Linked DNA regions of Homo sapiens: region 1 is linked to region 2. The links are chromatin loops, found by intact Hi-C in ENCODE. Cell type or tissue: transverse colon. All regions are shown on one strand. Each heading gives the region's core, and the rest is flanking DNA. Links, peaks and the distances in the headings are about the cores only. Region 1 overlaps PPARA (peroxisome proliferator activated receptor alpha). Region 2 overlaps PPARA (peroxisome proliferator activated receptor alpha).

Region 1 (8,332 bases), core at 132-8,131, 52 kb before region 2:
TGACACCATCGTTCGTCTCATTAGTAGGGTGCACACCACTATCAGGTGCATCATCAACCTTTGAGTGAAGGAGGTGAACGGGGCTTCGGGATGAGTTTATATAATAACTGCTTCTTTTTCCAGAAGGTAGACATGCAACTCTTATGAACGACTTACATTCACATCACAATTAGCATGTTCTGAAACTATTAAATGATTGGCTAGAAGGAAATTCATAACGTGGTGAGATGTTTGAGGTGGTACACCCTTCCTATGGACGAGGTGAACATTCTGTCATTTTGGTGCCTTCCACTTGGTTTTTCGATTCTGTATCAAAGTCTTACCACTGAAGTTTCTAACAGCGAGTCCAATGCACCACTGAATCTCAGCTATTTGAGACTTTTTCTTTTTTTTTCTTTTTTTTTGAGACGGAGTCGCACTCTGTCGCCCAGGCTGGAGTGCAGTGGTGCGATCTCAGCTCACTGCAACCTCCGCCTCCCGGGTTCAAGCTATTCTCCTGTCTCATCCTCCCAAGTAGCTGGGATTACAGGTGTGCACTACCATGCCCAGCTAATTTTTGTATTTTTATTAGAGACGGGGTTTTGCCATGTTCGCCAGGCTGGTCTCAAACTCCTGACCTCAAGTGATCCACCCGCCTCGGCCTCCAAAGTGCTGGGATTACAGGTGTGAACCACCGCACCTGGGAGACTTTTATTTTCTTTCTTTCTTTCTTTTTCTTTTTTTTTTTTTTGTGAGACGGAATCTCCCTCTGTCGCCCAGGCTGGAGTGCAGTGGCGCAATCTCAGCTCACTGCAACCTCCGCCTCCCGGGTTCAAGCGATTCTTCTGCCTCAGCCTCCCGAGTAGCTGGGACTACAGGCATGTGCCACCACACCCAGCTAATTTTTGCATTCTTAGTAGAGACGGGGTTTCACCATATTGGCCAGGCTGGTCTCAAACTCCTGACCTGAGGTGATCCACCCACCTCAGCCTCCCAAAGTGCTGGGATTACAGGCGTGAACCACCGCGCCTGGGCGACTTTTATTTTCTTAGGCCACTCTGATTACAAAATGACTTGGGTGTGAAATGTTGAAGCACATTCATCCATAGCTTGATCTGTTCCCTTGGAGCAAGGAAGGGGAACTGAGGAACGAACTGGGAAAATGTGCAGGGCCACCTTACCTACCGTTGTGTGACATCCCGACAGAAAGGCACTTGTGAAATCGACAATACTGGCATTTGTTTCTGTTCTTTTTCTGGATCTTGCAGCTGCGGTCGCACTTGTCATACACCAGCTTGAGTCGAATCGTTCGCCGAAAGAAGCCCTGTGAGGGTAATACACAGTGGATTTAAAGACCTGGGCCACTGAGAAACCAGCGCACTTGCTTTACTCACCTTTTTTGTTGCTCATTTATTGTTTCTTTTTAAATGAACAAAATTTAGAGAAAAGTTATTCCAGGCCAGGCATGGTGATCATGCCTGTAATCCCAGCACTTTAGGAGGCTGAGGCGGGTGGATCACCTGAGGTCAGGAGTTCGAGACCAGCCTAGCCAACATGGTGCAACCCTGTCTCTACTAAAAATACAAAAATTAGCCGGGCATGGTGATGTAAGTCTGTAGTCCCAGCTACTCAGGAGGCTGAGGTAGGACAATCACTTGAACCCAGGAGGCGGAGGTTGCAGTGAGCTGAGATTGTGCCACTGCACTCCAGCCTGCGCGACAGAGTGAGACTCCATCTCAAAAAAAAAAAAAAAAAAAAAAAAAAAAAGAAAGAAATAGTTCTTCTAAGAAGTCTGGAATGATTAGGACAAATACAGAACTTTAAATGTCGTTACATTTAATGTGAAAAACAATAAAATGAGGCAGCATTCGAAGTCATTTCAAAATGCCCTCATCTGACTTGGGAAAACACAATTATAGTTTTCCAAAGAGTTACTCAGCCTTGTTACAATGTATATGAATGTAACTATCCCCAGCATTGTGACATTTCCATATTTGTGACTAAAGACTTTCTAAGAATTTTTGTAAGAGTATATTAACTCCCTCAAAGACAAAAATTATAATAAAAGGAAGCCAGCTGTTTGTAAACAATTTTCTTGCTTTGTAAAAGCATCTTAAACTCTACCCAGCAAGAAACAATGTTACTAAATAGTCCATAAAAAACAAAACTAAATGAATAATTAATCATGGCCCTAAGGAAAAGGCCACTTTATAAGGAGCTTTTTCAAAGGTATATGGTTAGAAAACATGCGAAGGAGTTCATTTTTGCTTTGGGTTCTTTTTTCTCTTTGCTTTTAAGTCATTCTTCTATATTTTTGCCACAGTGGGTCTGCTTGGCCCGCGGGAGAGGGACAGCAGTGTGCAGGGGAATGTGAGAGGCAGGCTGACGTCTTCATAATGTCCTTACCTAGGCTTGCACAGTGGGGAGGCTGAGGAACGCATGGGGTTAGAATGGGAAGGGTGGGGAGACAGGCTTCTAGACAGCAGAGTGCCACAGTGTCCTGGCTGTGAGGTTCTCCCTGTGGCCCAGGCCTCTGAGGCCAGGCCTGGCTCAGGGCAGAATGCTGGTGTTCCAAGATGGTACATTGTGCCAGAAAGGCGGTGGCATTTTCCAAGTTAGTGAACACCTGCAGCGTGCACCGTGAGAAGGGATTTCTGATTCAAACCAAACATTCAGATGATGATCTCCCACATATCACGTACATAAGGCGCCAGACTTGAGCACGTCTGTGCAACCCTAAAGGGACGCTGCTACAGGAGCTCTCCTCATCACCACGCTGACAAACACGGAAGGGCCACCAGTCCAGCTGGCAGCATGCAGGACAACAGGGCCTGCCTTCATGCACTCCTGGCCCAGGTCACATCTGTTTAGGGCAGGCTGAGCCAGCAGGAGGATGAAGATGCACAGGGGGTTCCTGTCGCTTGAATCAGGTGGAGAAGCCCCTGATGTGCAGGAAGGAACTGCTGGGGAGCAGGAGCAGCCAGTCTCTGGTTCCAGTCCCTGCTGCTGGGGGCTGTGGGACCCTAAGCAAGATACTCTGTGTCTCTGATGGCCAATTTCCCTGGCAGGAGCATGAGAACACCTGCCCCACCTGGCCTTCAGGGAGGCTCCAGAGATCAACGGTAACAGCTCTCTGTCTTGTATTCGAATGAAGTGATGTTCTTAATGTGGCTTATTTTCTTTTCTCTCTTTTTTTTTTTTTTGAGATGAAGTTTTACTCTTGTCGCCTAGGCTGGAGTGAAATGGCTCGATCTCAGCTCACTGCAACCTCCGCCTCCTGAGTTCAAGCAATTCTCCTGCTTCAGCCTCCCAAGTAGCTGGGATTACAGGCACCCACCACCACACCTGGCTAATTTTTGTATTTTTAGTAGAGACAGGGTTTCACCATGTTGGCCAGGCTGGTCTTGAACTCCTGACCTCAGGTGATCCAGCCGCCTCGGCCTCCCAAAGTGCTGAGATTATAGGCGTGAGCCACTGCACCCGGTCCAATGTGACTTATTTTCTTTTAAAGAATGCACTTCTCTAAGTATTTACAAAGCACAGAGGAACCATTTGTCCTAGACTCTCTAAAGCAGCAATCCCCAACCTTTTTGCCACCAGGGACCGGTTTCATGGAAGACAATTTTTCCACAGATGGGGGTGGGGAGGGATAGTTTCAGGATGAAAGTGTTCCACCTTGGAACATCAAGTATTAGATTCTCATAAGGGGCGTACAAGCTAGATTCCTCAAATACGCAGTTCACAACAGGGCTTACGCTCTCAGGGGTTCTGTGCTATAAAGAGAGGCTAATCTATCACTGAGGTCAGTTTCTTTTTCTTTTTCTTTTTTTCTTTCTTTTTTTTTAAGATGGAGTCTCACTCTTGTTGCCCAGGCTGGAGTGCAGTGGCGCAATCTTGGCTCACTGCAACCTCTGGCTCCTGGGTTCAAGCAATTCTCCTGTCTTTGCCTCTCGAGTAGCTGGGCTTACAGGCGCCCACCACCACGCCTGGCTAATTTTTTTTGGTATTTTTAGTAGAGACAGGGTTTCATCATGTTGGCCAGGCTGGTATCGAACTCCTGATCTCAGGTGATCCACCCATCTCGGTCTCCCAAAGTGCTGGAATTATAGGCATGAGATACCGCGCCTGGCCTGAAGTCAGTTTCTTATCCGGGACTTTCTGCAATCTCTCAGTAATGACTGCCATTTGCTATAAAAGTGACCATAAGTAGTTGATGGTGGCGGCCACCAGGCCCTGTTCCAGCTCCCCTCTACCTTGCAGCCTTCACACGCGTGGACTCCGTAATGATAGCCTGAGGCCTTGTCCCCGCAGATTCTACATTCGATGTTCAATGCTCCACTGGGAGACTCGTCCACGCTGCCGGGGACCACAGGATAAGTCACCGAGGAGGGGCTCGAAGCTGGTGAAAGCGTGTCTGGGGAAAAAGAGGAGAGACGGATGAATAGTCCAGGCATCACTATCCTGTGTCTGAACCGGGTCTATGAGGATGTGATTTCGCATACGAGGCTTCTAGTGCTGAGGCATAAACCTCAGAACACCCATGCGGGGCCGGGCCCTGCCTCTGGGTCACACCCTCTTGCACTCCTACAGCTGCCATTGTGCTGTGCTCCCAAAGCCAGCATGCTCGCTCTCACTGCTGCTGAGCTGACCCCGAGCTCCGGACCCACACACCTCAGATCACACATCCCTGGACCCGCACATCTCCGCCCCGCATATCTCCGGGCCCGCGCGTCTCCCATCCACACATCCCGCCCCGCACATCTCCTCATTCCCACATCTTCGATCTGAGCATCTCCGATCCACACATCTCCGCCCCGCGCATCTCCGGACCTGCACATCTCCCATCCACACATCTTCAGATTTGCACATCTTTGGACCCGCACATCTCTGGACCCACGCATCTCCGGACCCGCGCGTCTCCGGACCCGTGGATCCCCGGACCTGGGCATCTCCGATCAGCTCATCTTTGCTCTGCTCTGCACATCTCCAGACCCGCACATCTCCGGACCCCCACATCTCTGGACCCCCGCATCTCCTGACCCCCCAACATCTCCTGATCCACACATCTCCGCTCTGCACATTTCCGGACCCGCGCATCTCCGATTCGCCCATCTCCTGATCTGCGCATCTCCGGACCCACGCATCTCCTAGCCCTCCACATCTCCGATCCGCACATCTCGGGACTGGCACTTCTCCTGATCCGCACATTTCCTCCGGACCCCCACATTTCCGATCTGCACCTCTGGGTACGCGCACATCTCCGGACCCACACATCGGACCCGCACATCTCGGGCCCGCACATCTCCGCTGCACACATCTCCAGACCTGCACATCTATGGGCCCGCGCCTTGCCATACCGCCCATACCTCACCCTGCAGGACTCCCCATGCCCCCGCACTGACAGTGCCACGCAGAACTCGTTTTGTTTGCTTCCTTTCTTCCAGTTCTTCCGCAATTGTTAACTCAGTAAATGGCACCAGAATACAGTATAAAAATCTGTGTGGGCAACACCAAATGCACAATCCATGAAAGAGAAAATATAAGTTGGAATCTATGAAAGCTAATGAAACCTTCTGCTCTGCAAAAGACATTGCTAAGAAAATTAAAGACAAGCCACAGACTGGGAGAAAATATTTTCAATACACATGTGGTAATATACAAAGAGGTCTTAAAACAAACAACTCAATTGAAAAATGGGGGCTAGGCGTGGTGGCTCACGCCTGTAATCCCAGCACTTTGGGAGGCCGGAGCAAGCGGATCACGAGGTCAGGACATCAAGACCATCCTGGCTAACACGGTGAAACTCCGTCTCTACTAAAAACACAAAAAAATTAGCCGGGCGTGGTGGGGGCGCCTGTAGTCCCAGCTACTCGGGAGGCTGAGGCAGGAGAATGGCGTGAACCCAGGAGGCGGAGCTTGCAGTGAGCCAAGATCGCACCAATGCACTCCAGCCTGGGTGACAGAGCGAGACTTCATCTCAAAAAAAAAAGAAAAGAAAAAAAAAAGAAAAAGTTAGCTTGCCATGGTGGTGCGTGCCTGTAGTCCCAGCTACTTGGGAGGCTGAGGCAGGGGAATCGCTTGGACCCGGGAGGCAAAGGTTGTAGTGAGCTGAGATTGTGCCACTGCACTCCAGCCTGGCGACAGAGCAAGACTCCGTATCAAAAGGAAAAAAAAAAAAAAAAAGAAAGAAAATGGGCAAAAGATCTGAACATCTGAACAGTCACTTCAGCAAGGACGATATACAGATGGCAAGTAAGCATATGAAACAATGCTCAGCATGATATGTCATCGGGGCACTGAGAATGAGAACAACAATGTGGTGTCACCACACACCTACTAGGATGACTAAAATCCACAAAACTGACATCATCAAATCTGGTGAGGATGTGGAGCAACAGGAACCCCCATTCATTGCTGGTGGGAATGCAACATGAGACAGCCCCCTTGGAGGACATTCTGGCAGTTTCTGACAAAGCAAAGCAGTTTTACTGTATGATGGAATCACACTCTTAGGTATTTGTCCAACTGATTTGAAAACTTCTGTCCACACAAAACCTACACATGTATACAGCAGTTTATTCTTTTTCTTTTTGGGACAGAGTCTCACTCTGTCACCCAGGCTGGAGTGGAGTGGCACGATCTCAGCTCACTGCAACCTCTGCCTCCAGGTTCAAGTGATTCTCCTGCCTCAGCCTTCCAAGTAGCTGGGATTACAGGTGCCCATTACCACGCCCGGCTAATTTTTGTATTTTTAGTAGAGACAGCGTTTCACCATGTTGGCCAGGCTGGTCTCAAACTCCTGACCTCAAGTGATCTGCCCGCCTTGGCCTCCCAAAATGCTGGGATTACAGGTGTGAGCCACTGTGCATGGCCAGCTTTATTAATTGCCAAAAATTGGAAGCAACCAAGATGCCCTTAGATAGGTGAATAGATATACAAACTGTGGTACAAACAGACAGTGGGAACTCATTCAGTGTAAAAAGAAATGAGATATCAAGCCATGGAAAGACATGGATGACTCTTAAATGCATATTGCTATGAAAGAAGTCAGTCTGAAAAGGCTACATACTATATGATTTCAAATTCATGGCGTTCTGGAAAAGGCAAAATTATAGCAATGGTAAAAAGAACCATTTCTGAGCTGGCTGGGGGTGGGAGAGGCAGGGTTGAATAGGTGAAGCATGGGGTTTTTTGATGTGGTGAAACTATTCATATGAAAATCTAACAGTGGTCTGGGCACGGTAGCTCATGCCTGTCATCCCAGCACTTTGGGAGGCCGAGGCTGGCAGATAACTTGAGCTCAGGAGTTTGAGACCAGCCTGGGCAACATGGTGAAACCCTATCTTTACAAAAAATACAAAAATTTGCTGGGCTCAGCGGTGTGCACCTGTAATCCCAGCTACTTGGGAGGCTGAGGTGGGAGGATCACCTGAGCCCTGGGAGGCTGAGGCTACAGTGAGCTGAGATTATGCTGCCACTGTACTCCAGCCTGGGTGTCACAGTGAGACCTCCATCAAAGGAGAGGAGAGGAGAAGAGAGGAGAGGGAAAGAGAAAGAAAGAAAAGGAAAGGAGAGGAAAGGAAAGGAAGGAGAGAGACCGGGTGTGGTGGCTCACGCCTGTAATCCCAACACTTTGGGAGGCCGAGGTAGGTGGATCACAAGGTCAGGAGTTCGAGACCAGCCTGGCCCACATAGTGAAACATCGTCTTTTGTATTTTGTAAAAATACAAAAAGTTAGCCAGGGGTGGTGGTGCGTGCCTGTAGTCCCAGCTACTCGGGAAGCTGAGGCAGCAGAATGGCTTGAACCCAGGAGACGGAGGTTGTAGTGAGCCGAGATTGTGCCACTGCACTCCAGCCTGGGTGACAGAGCAAGACAAGAAGGCGAGAAAGCAAGAAAGAGAGAGAAGGAAAATGTAGTGGTGGATACATGACACTACGCATTTGTGAAAACCCACAGAACTTTATAGTTCAGATTGAACCTAATGTGTGCAAATAAAACAAAAATAACTTAGGAGGTTGGAGGATCCCAGGGTGAAATGCAGAATGTAACAAAACAATCTAACTGTGCTACGAATGTAGGAAACAATCTCAGGGGAAAAAGTGGGTGCAGGTGCGGAAAGGCGCTGCACCGAATAATTTGGAATGATTGGAATCTGTAAGACTAAAGGCAAAAGGATCTGGCTGTAAACACTGTGCTCTAGCTGATGGAGTTTTTTTCCCACAGGGTGTGGGTTAACAGTTCTGATACCACTGTGCAGGTATACTGAAAATGAACCATGAACTCAAGGAATGGTGAATTGACAGGTAGGCAAGTGGAGGAGGCTAGAACGATCCATCTGGTAACAGATGAGGG
Region 2 (8,332 bases), core at 328-8,327:
GATCTATGACCCATTTCAATAATAATTATATGACATAACAGTATCATATAATATATATTACATAATATAATATGTAACATGATATATACTATTATTACATAATAGTATAATATAATGATAATAATTATGAGTTTGTAGTGCTGTGAGCTGAAGGTTGAGGTTCTTTTGCATATGGCTATCCAGTTGTTCCGGTATCATTTGTTGAAAAGATTATCTTTTCCCCACTTAAATGACTTGGCACTTTGCTGAAAATCAATTGACCATATATGTGTGGATCTATTTCTGGACTTGCTATTCTGTTCCATTCATCTAATGGTCTATTTTCATATCAATACCATACTGTCTTGATTACTGTAGCTTTATAATAATTCTTGAAATCATGTAGTCTAAGTCCTTCAACTGTGTTGTTCTTTTTCAAAGTTATTTTAGCAACTCTGGGTTCCTTGCATTTCCATATAAACTTTAGAATCAGGTTATCAAATTCTACAAGTAGGCATGCTGAGGTCTGATTCCGATTGCTTTGAATCTGTAGATCATTTTGGGAAAAGTCGCCATCCTAAGATACTGAGTCTTCTGATTCAAGAGCATGTTATAACTTGCCATTTATTTAGGTCTTTTAAAATTTCTCTCAGCAGTGTTTTGTAGATTACAGTGTACAGGCCTCGCGCATTTTATCTCTGAGCATTTCATAATTTTCATGCTTGATTACTGTTTTTTGTTTTTTTTTTTTTGAGATGGTAGTCTTGCTCTGTCACCCAGGCTAGAGTGCAGTGGCATGATCTCGGCTCACTGCAAGCTCTGCCTCCTGGGTTCAAGCAATTCTCCTGCCTCAGCCTCCCCAGTAACTGGGATTACAGGCGCCTGCCACCACATCCAGCTAATTTTTGTATTTTTAGTAGAGATGGGGTTTCACCATGTTGGCCAGGCTGGTCTCAAACTCCTGACCCCAAATGATCCACCTGCCTCAGCCTCCCAAAGTGCTGGGATTACAGGCATGAGCCACCACACCTGGCCTGATGTATCCACTTTTACAAAATGCCATGTGGGTTTATCACTGAGAGACAAAGAGTAGACAAAACCATATGCTTTGCAGTCTGTGCATGAAACTGACCGACAGATGCTCAGGGACCAATCACAGACTGACTTTGAGAGAAGTGACGCAATTGGCCAGTGATCATCATGCACATCTGTTATCTATACTGTGATTTGTAGGCTGGAGAACTGGCGGCAGAGCTTGTACTTTATACAGCACTCACAGTGTATATACCATGGGAGCTGGGATCTGATCTGTATTGTTGGGAGACCACTATAATTTAACTAAGCAGTGATAATTAATATTTTATTTTTAAAAATAGAGATGGGGTTCTATGTTGCCCAGGCCGGTCTCCAACTCCCAGACTCAAGCAATTCACCCGCCTTGGCCTCCCAAAGCGCTGGGATTACATGCATGAGCCACTGCAGCTGGCCACTGACTGAAATTTATGCATAAGGGAACTGTGCAAAGGGAGGAAAGCCTGCATTTGAAAAATTGTCCTTAAAAATAATTAGAGGCCTAGGATGAGGCTCTGTTCCTCCAGAAGGATATTCACTTGCTTCTGCCAGGCATTTGAGGTCCTTGCAATCTGAGATCACCTTAATCCAGTCTCAAGGACTGGGCGTAGCTAGAACTGGACTTCAGTCCTCGATTACGCTGATCCGTTTCCAGGTCACCTGTACTCCTGGGATGGAGCTTTTTTGGGTCCCAATCCAAAGTTTGGGATGTTTACCAGGGTCTTCCCTTCTAGCCCCTCAAAAGTGCCACTCAGGCTCTTAACTGCTTCTTTCATAAATTGGCCAACACCCCAGGGACACAATGGCCCCAAACATCAAGTTTCCATCTTCTCCAGACCATGGCCTGGCAGTTCTTCACTATCTTGTAAACTCTCCAATTCCTCCACATATGTTTAAAGATTCTGTCCACCTTTGCCAGTTAACTTCCAAACTACTGAGCCACTGTCAGAAATGCAGTTCCCTGGCTGGGCGCGGTGGCTCACACCTGTAATCCCAGCACTTTGGGAGGCCAAGGGCAGGCGGATCACCTGCGGTCAGGAGTTTGAGGCCAGCCTGGCTGACATGGCCAAATCCCATCTCTACTAAAAATACAAAAATTAGCCAGGTGTGGTGGCAGGCGCCTGTAGTCCCAGCTCCTCGGGAGGCTGATATGGGAGAATCACTTATACCCCGGAGGCAGAGGTTGCAGTGAGCCGAGATCATGGCATTGCACTCTAGCCTGGGCAACAGAGCGAAACTCTGTCTCAAATAAATAAATAAACAAATGAAAATAAATAAAAATGTAAAAAAAGAAATGGAGTTCCCCAACTTAACGTTCTCAAACCATCCCAAATTTATCAGCCCTACGTTTTGAAATAGCTACTCGTCTTATTATTTTTTTACTTCCATAGCTACAAAGAAGTAATTCTGTAATCTTCAATAAAATCCATAGACTGAATGAAATAGGAAAACAATTACATTTCTACCCTTAATGTTTTCCTCATATTCAGGCATTACCCAAATAATAACTTTCTCATTAAAACACTAATAAAATTTTCAAACAGAAAACTGTCACCTTTTAATAAGCACAAGGGTGTAGATTTAAGTGGAGAGGAAGGCTTCATTAAATACCTCCTATGCTGGGCCACCTTCTAGCAGCTGAGGGTGCAGCCATGGAGAAAACAGAGAAACACCTCTGTCGTCATGGAGCTGCCATTCTAGGGAGGGGAGACAGGTGGGAAACAGACAAATCAAGAAAGCATGTACTGGCCGGGTGCAGTGGCTCATGCCTGTAATCCCAGCACTTTGGGAGGCCGAGGCTGGCGGATCACCTGAGGTCAGGAGTTCAAGACCAGCTTGGCCAACATAGCGAAAACCTGTCTCTACTAAAAATACAAAAATTAGCAAGGCATGGTGGTGGACACCTGTAATCTCAGCTACTCAGGAGGCTGAGGCAGTAGAATGGCTTGAACCCTGGAAGCGGAGGTTGCAGTGAGCTGAGATCGTGCCATTGCACTCCAGCCTGGGCAACAAGAGTGAAACTCTGTCTCAAAAAAAAAAAAAATTACTGTATGTAAATTATATCTTAATAAACCCGACTTTATTTATTTTGAGGCAGAATCTCACTCTTGTCACCCAGGCTGGAGTGGCGCGATCTCGGCTCACTGCAGCCTCCCTAGTTCAAGGGTTTCTCCTGCCTCAGCCTCCTGAGTAGCTGGGATTACAGGCGCCCACCACCACGCCCAGGTAATTTTTTTTGTAGTTTTAGTAGAGACAAGGTTTCACCATGTTGGCCAGGCTGGTCTTGAACTCCTGACCTCATGTGATCCGCCCGCCTCAGCCTCCCAAAGTGCTGGGATTACAAGCGTGAGCCACCGCACTCGGTCAACCTGACTTTAAAAAACACCAATACAAACCCTCAAACCCACCTCCATGGCCTGGTTTCTTGGGAATTAATAGAGAGTGGGGGGTCCGTCGTGGAAGGCTGGCGGGACACATCCTTGTCACTCCCATGGGGGAAAGCAGTGTGGGCGACTTCTCCAAGGACATCAGGGAGCCAGCCCTGCTTTCACTTGATGCAGCGGGGCCCAGGAGCCCCGGGCAGGATGTGGCTGTCTCCCTCCCCACCGCCCTGGCTGGGCAAAGCATGACGTGGCTGCCCTGGAAGGCACAGACCACTCATGTCACGTCGTCCTGGGAAAGGGGCTTCGAGAAAGGCCTGCATTTGTCTAGGGAATCATCTACCTCTCATTTCTATCAAACCAAATGGAGTCAAGCTCGCCACAGCCAGGAGCCTGCTCTTCCCGCTTATGTGACTGTGGTGAAATCGTGAGCATGAGGGCTCATTTGCTTTTCAGGCTAGAACTATCAGTGACGGAGCAAAGGCTGAAGCCACAACTAAGCAGGCAGTGTATCTTCAATATAGGTCATTAGATGTATGATTAGAGTTAATAATCACCTAGGATTTAAATTCTGCTAACCTATGTGGGTCACAAGGAGTTTAACTTGAGCGCTTAATGCCTTTAAGATCATAATCAGGAGAACTAAAATGAGCTCTTGAGTTTCTTGGATAATTTGTATTCACTCTTTCCTCCCCCTGGACTTGGTTCTTTAGTGAAAGGAAATTCCGAAGTTTAAAGACAACGACATCTGGAGCCGCACATTCCGTTCACTGGCAGGTGCTGCACACACGCCCCTGCGACCTCCGTGACCCTCTGTCCCCGCTCTTTCCCCTCTGCAGGCTGCTCTCAGTTTCCCTCCGTGCCTCTCCTTGAAGCTGGGAGTCTGCCAGTTATGCGATGCAGTGGTTGGTAGTGGCAGGGAATCATGCCTGCTGTTTTCCACAGCAGGACAGTGCCTGGCACGCAGTACGTGCTCAGTAAATATTTGCTGAATAAATACATGAACTGAGGAATGAATGACTGACATATGCCCCTAATAGCTGCTCAAGTGAAGGCAGAATTCATCAAATCAGAGTGACTCAAATGCCATAGGTTATCTGAAGGACAAAACTCCTGCCTCTAGTTTGGGGGAGCAGCAAGGAAGGCTTCAGGAAGGAGGTGGCATTTAAAACTTGAGGTATCTCAACCGGTGGGTACCCGGCAGGAGCCACAGGCTCCCAGAGCCAGTCCTGAAGCACCTACCAGCAAGAGGCTCCGGGTTCAACCATGAGTGATGAGCCAAGGACTCTGGCCTCACGGGGTCTCAGGGAGAGCCACTGTCACCAAGCCATCACTTGAATAAACACTGCCTGAGTGCACGAAAGGAAAAGCACCAGGTGTTACAAGTACCTGCATCAGCATACAACCCCAGCAGGTGGTTCAGGGAGCCTTCCCTAAGAGTGAGTTTAAGCTGAGGTCTCAAAGGTAGAGGTCACAGGGGTGCGGCGGGGTATGAGGGTAAGGGAGTGTGTCTCCGGCACGCCCAGTGCACGAGAAGAACCAGAAGGGGTTTGTGTAGACAGCGTGTCGGTCAGTCCCTGGAATGTCAGGGCCATGCCCTCCTATCAACCTCTCATCCCATAAACATTGGATGGATGGGACAACATTAAGATGGGAGAGGCAATGATAAGCAAGGAAGCACCTACCAAGCTCACACTACCTGCCAGGTGCAGCAATCCAGAGAAACCCTAGCATGCACCCCTCTTGTAGCTGAGGGAAACTGAGCCACAGGCCAGCTGAAAAATCTGTCTGCATCTGAGAGCTGCTAAGTGGTGGGTGAGGACCCTACACCTTGTCCTGCCTTTGATGTCCCCCACCCAGCCCTAGCAGGAGGCTGGCAACTGAGACCGAAAAGGGTCGCCAGGGTGAGGGGAGGGGAAAACGCAGGACAGCTCAGAATCAGACACACTGAGGGCGAGGGCCTCCGGGAGGGCCCAGGTGACATCTGGAAGGCGGGTGGGTGACAGGTTTCAAGCTCACAAAGGTGATGGTGACGTACAGGGGGCCTCGTGGAGCCAGAGGGGGTGGGGGCATCCAGAAAAGCGCAGGGACCAAACGCTAGCGCGGAAAAGGGAACGCCACTGAGGGCTCTGAGGAAGTCGCACACACACAGTCGGAAAGTCCACATCTGCTCACCTGGTCCTTTGGTGATTTAACTTCACGTGTATAAAAATGATACCTGGTGGATGGATGTGTTACACCTTAGGCTAGAATCTCATCTTTTTCTCTCTCAGAAGAAATTAATTCCTTTTCTGAGTTCTAATTTTTATTTATTTATTTATTTACTTATTATTTTTGAGATGGAGTCTCGCTGTTGCCAGGCTGGAGTGCAGTGGCACAATCTTGGTTCACTGCAGCCTCCGCCTCCCGGGTTCAAGTGATTCTCCTGCCTCAGCCTCCCGAGTAGCTGGGACTACAGCCATACCATGCCCAGCTAAATTTTGTATTTTTAGTAGAGACGGGGTTTCACCATGTTGGCCAGGCTGGTCTCGATCTCTTGACCTCGTGATCCACTCACCTGAATTCTAATTTTTAATTGTTCCTTCTTGTCTTTCAGAGGCTTCCTCCTTGAAGAGTCTACAACAGACCTGATACCATAATTGGGCACACATCCTTCTGAAATTCCTTCTAGAAAATGATTTAATCTACTAAGAAAGCCCACATTTGAATTCATTCATTCCAAAAAGAGTCTCCATCCACTTCCTAGGTTTTGAGCTCTTTTTATGAGTCCATGGAAGCTGCCGTGGTTTTCTCTGAGTCCATGGCCATATTTTCCCTCTGGGTTCTTGTTTCTTTTAAGTCTTATACCTCTATTAGTATTAAAGATCATCAGCTGTGCTTGAGTGTGGTTAAATATTCACTTTCACTTAGACTTCTGACCTAGACACTAACAGCCAACCTTGCTAGATTCATCTAAGTAAAGGGAATGCAACAGGAAAAAAAGCCAATAATTTTTGGTTTCCAGAGTGAAAGAAAAATACTGGGCTGGACATCATGAATCACACCTGTAATCCCAACACTTTGGGAGGCCAAGGCGGACAGATCACTTGAGCCCAGGAGTTTGAGACTAGCTGAACATGGCTAAACCCCATCTCTACAAAAAACACAAAATCTAGTTGGGTGTGGTGGTGTGCACCTGTAGTCCCAGCTGCTCAGGAGGCTGAGGAGGGAGGATTGCTTGAGCCAGAGAGGTGGAGGTTGCAGTGAGCTGAGATCACACCACTGCACTCCAGCCTGGTGACAGAGTGAGATCCTGTCAAGAAATAAATAAACAAACAATATTGGGCCAGGTGCGGTGGCTCACGCCTGTAATCCCAGCACTTTGGGAGGCTGCAGAGGGCGGATCATGAGGCCGGGAGTTTGAGACCAGCCTGGCCAACGTGGTGAAACCCCATCTCTACTAAAAATACAACAATTTAGCCAGGCATGGTGGCGCGTGCCTGTAGTACCAGCTATGTAGGAGGCTGAGGCAGGAGAATCGCTTGAACCCAGGAGGCAGAGATTGCAGTGAGCTGAGATCGCACCACTGCACTCCGGCCTGGGTGACAGAGCGAGACTCCATCTCAAAAACAAACAAACGAACACCAATATAGATTTCTTATATTGGCATCCTGCTAAATACTCTTCACATTCTCTGTTCCCACGTGAAGCCTGGGACTTTGAAGGCATTGCTACTGCTCTGAATTGAAAGCTTCCACTTACAGCTTTCTGCTGGAAAGATCCCCGCCAGCTGCCACCCTTAGCTGGGAATGGGAGCCTGCTCCTCTGGGTTCAGTGCACCAGCCCTGGATCCGCACTTCCCAGCCCTTCGCTGGCGGTTCAAGACTGTGGTTTTCAGGCTGCTGCAGTGGTGGTCGGCGTCTTCCAGTCACAGCTTGTGATCGGAATCTCTGTCCCTACACTACTTCTGGGTGTACACACCTTCTTCCCTGGGTCTGGAAACCTCTCTCTTGGCTTCGGAGGAATTCACTAGGCACCCACAACCCACCCTCAGTGTCATTAGTCATCACTTGTCACGCAAGTTCTTTGAACGCTGTTAGTGCCAGCTTTTTCTCTCAAGGATCCTTGGCTTCAAACACATTTAAATACCCTCTCCCCTTCATGCCTCTCATTTTCCAAAGCCTTCTTCCCAGGATAGCCCTCTCCTTTGAGTCCCACCTTCAAGATCTTCGCATAATTGAACTTAAAAAATTCCCTCTTTCAGAACACCTTGCTGAATAGACTAGACTAGGCTTCTTTTTATGATTTGAGTATTACAACAATTGAGTGCCTTCCTTTCTGGAAAAGGCTAACAAAGCGAGTTTTTCTAAGGAAAGAAGAGAATGAAAATCGCGTTCTAAACTTTTGTGCACTTCTGATTGCTTGCTTGTGAATCACAGGGAAGCCGTGCAGAGATGGGAAGCCCAACCTCCCTTGCCTGTATCTGGTGACAGGTTCTGTAACAGTTGTCAAAGTGGGGGGAAAAAAACGACAATCGTACAACTCAAGCAAAATACGCTGCTTCACAAATTGTAAAGTCCAAGGACACTGTCAACAGGTCAAATACTGCCCTGCTTGTTTCTATTACAAAAAACTTTTACATACTAAGAGATGATTCCAATTTAAAGCACATTTCTAACTTCTCTGAGCATTTTTTTCTTTAAACATCATTTGTGTTAATTTCATCCCCAATGCACAGATAGAACAGAAGCCAGGTGTGGTGGCTCATGCCTGTAATCCCAGTACTTAGGGTGGCTGAGGCGGGCAGATCACTTCAGGTCAGGAGTTTGAGACCCAGCCTGGCCAACATGGTGAAAGCCCGTCTCCACTAAAAAATACAAAAATTAGCCGGGCGTGGTGGCACATGCCTACAATCCCAGCTT

Evidence for each region. Peaks named below come from ENCODE experiments on the same cell type or tissue, not always from the same donor. Only the 100,000 strongest peaks of a DNase experiment are listed, where the experiment ranks them.
Region 1: it touches region 2 in a loop (2.0-fold over the local background); 6 of 110 quality-filtered maps call a loop at or near these places.

The regions. Positions count from the first base shown.
Region 1 is chr22:46,211,234-46,219,565 of GRCh38, reverse strand. It overlaps PPARA (peroxisome proliferator activated receptor alpha), which reads right to left. Exons shown (of 9, transcript NM_005036.6): 5 at 4,233-4,393; 6 at 1,165-1,303. Among named protein-coding and RNA genes, the nearest start is that of CDPF1, 35 kb to the left of the region's middle. RefSeq lists an enhancer at 4,695-5,196. In transverse colon, for the core only: no CTCF peak of the experiment used is centred there; no DNase peak of the experiment used is centred there.
Region 2 is chr22:46,159,018-46,167,349 of GRCh38, reverse strand. The region is part of intron 2 of PPARA (peroxisome proliferator activated receptor alpha); the gene reads right to left. It overlaps LOC105373074 (a long non-coding RNA gene), which reads left to right. Exons shown (of 2, transcript XR_938315.3): 2 at 6,028-6,308. Among named protein-coding and RNA genes, the nearest start is that of PPARA, 13 kb to the right of the region's middle. In transverse colon, for the core only: no CTCF peak of the experiment used is centred there; a DNase peak (open chromatin) is centred at 4,929.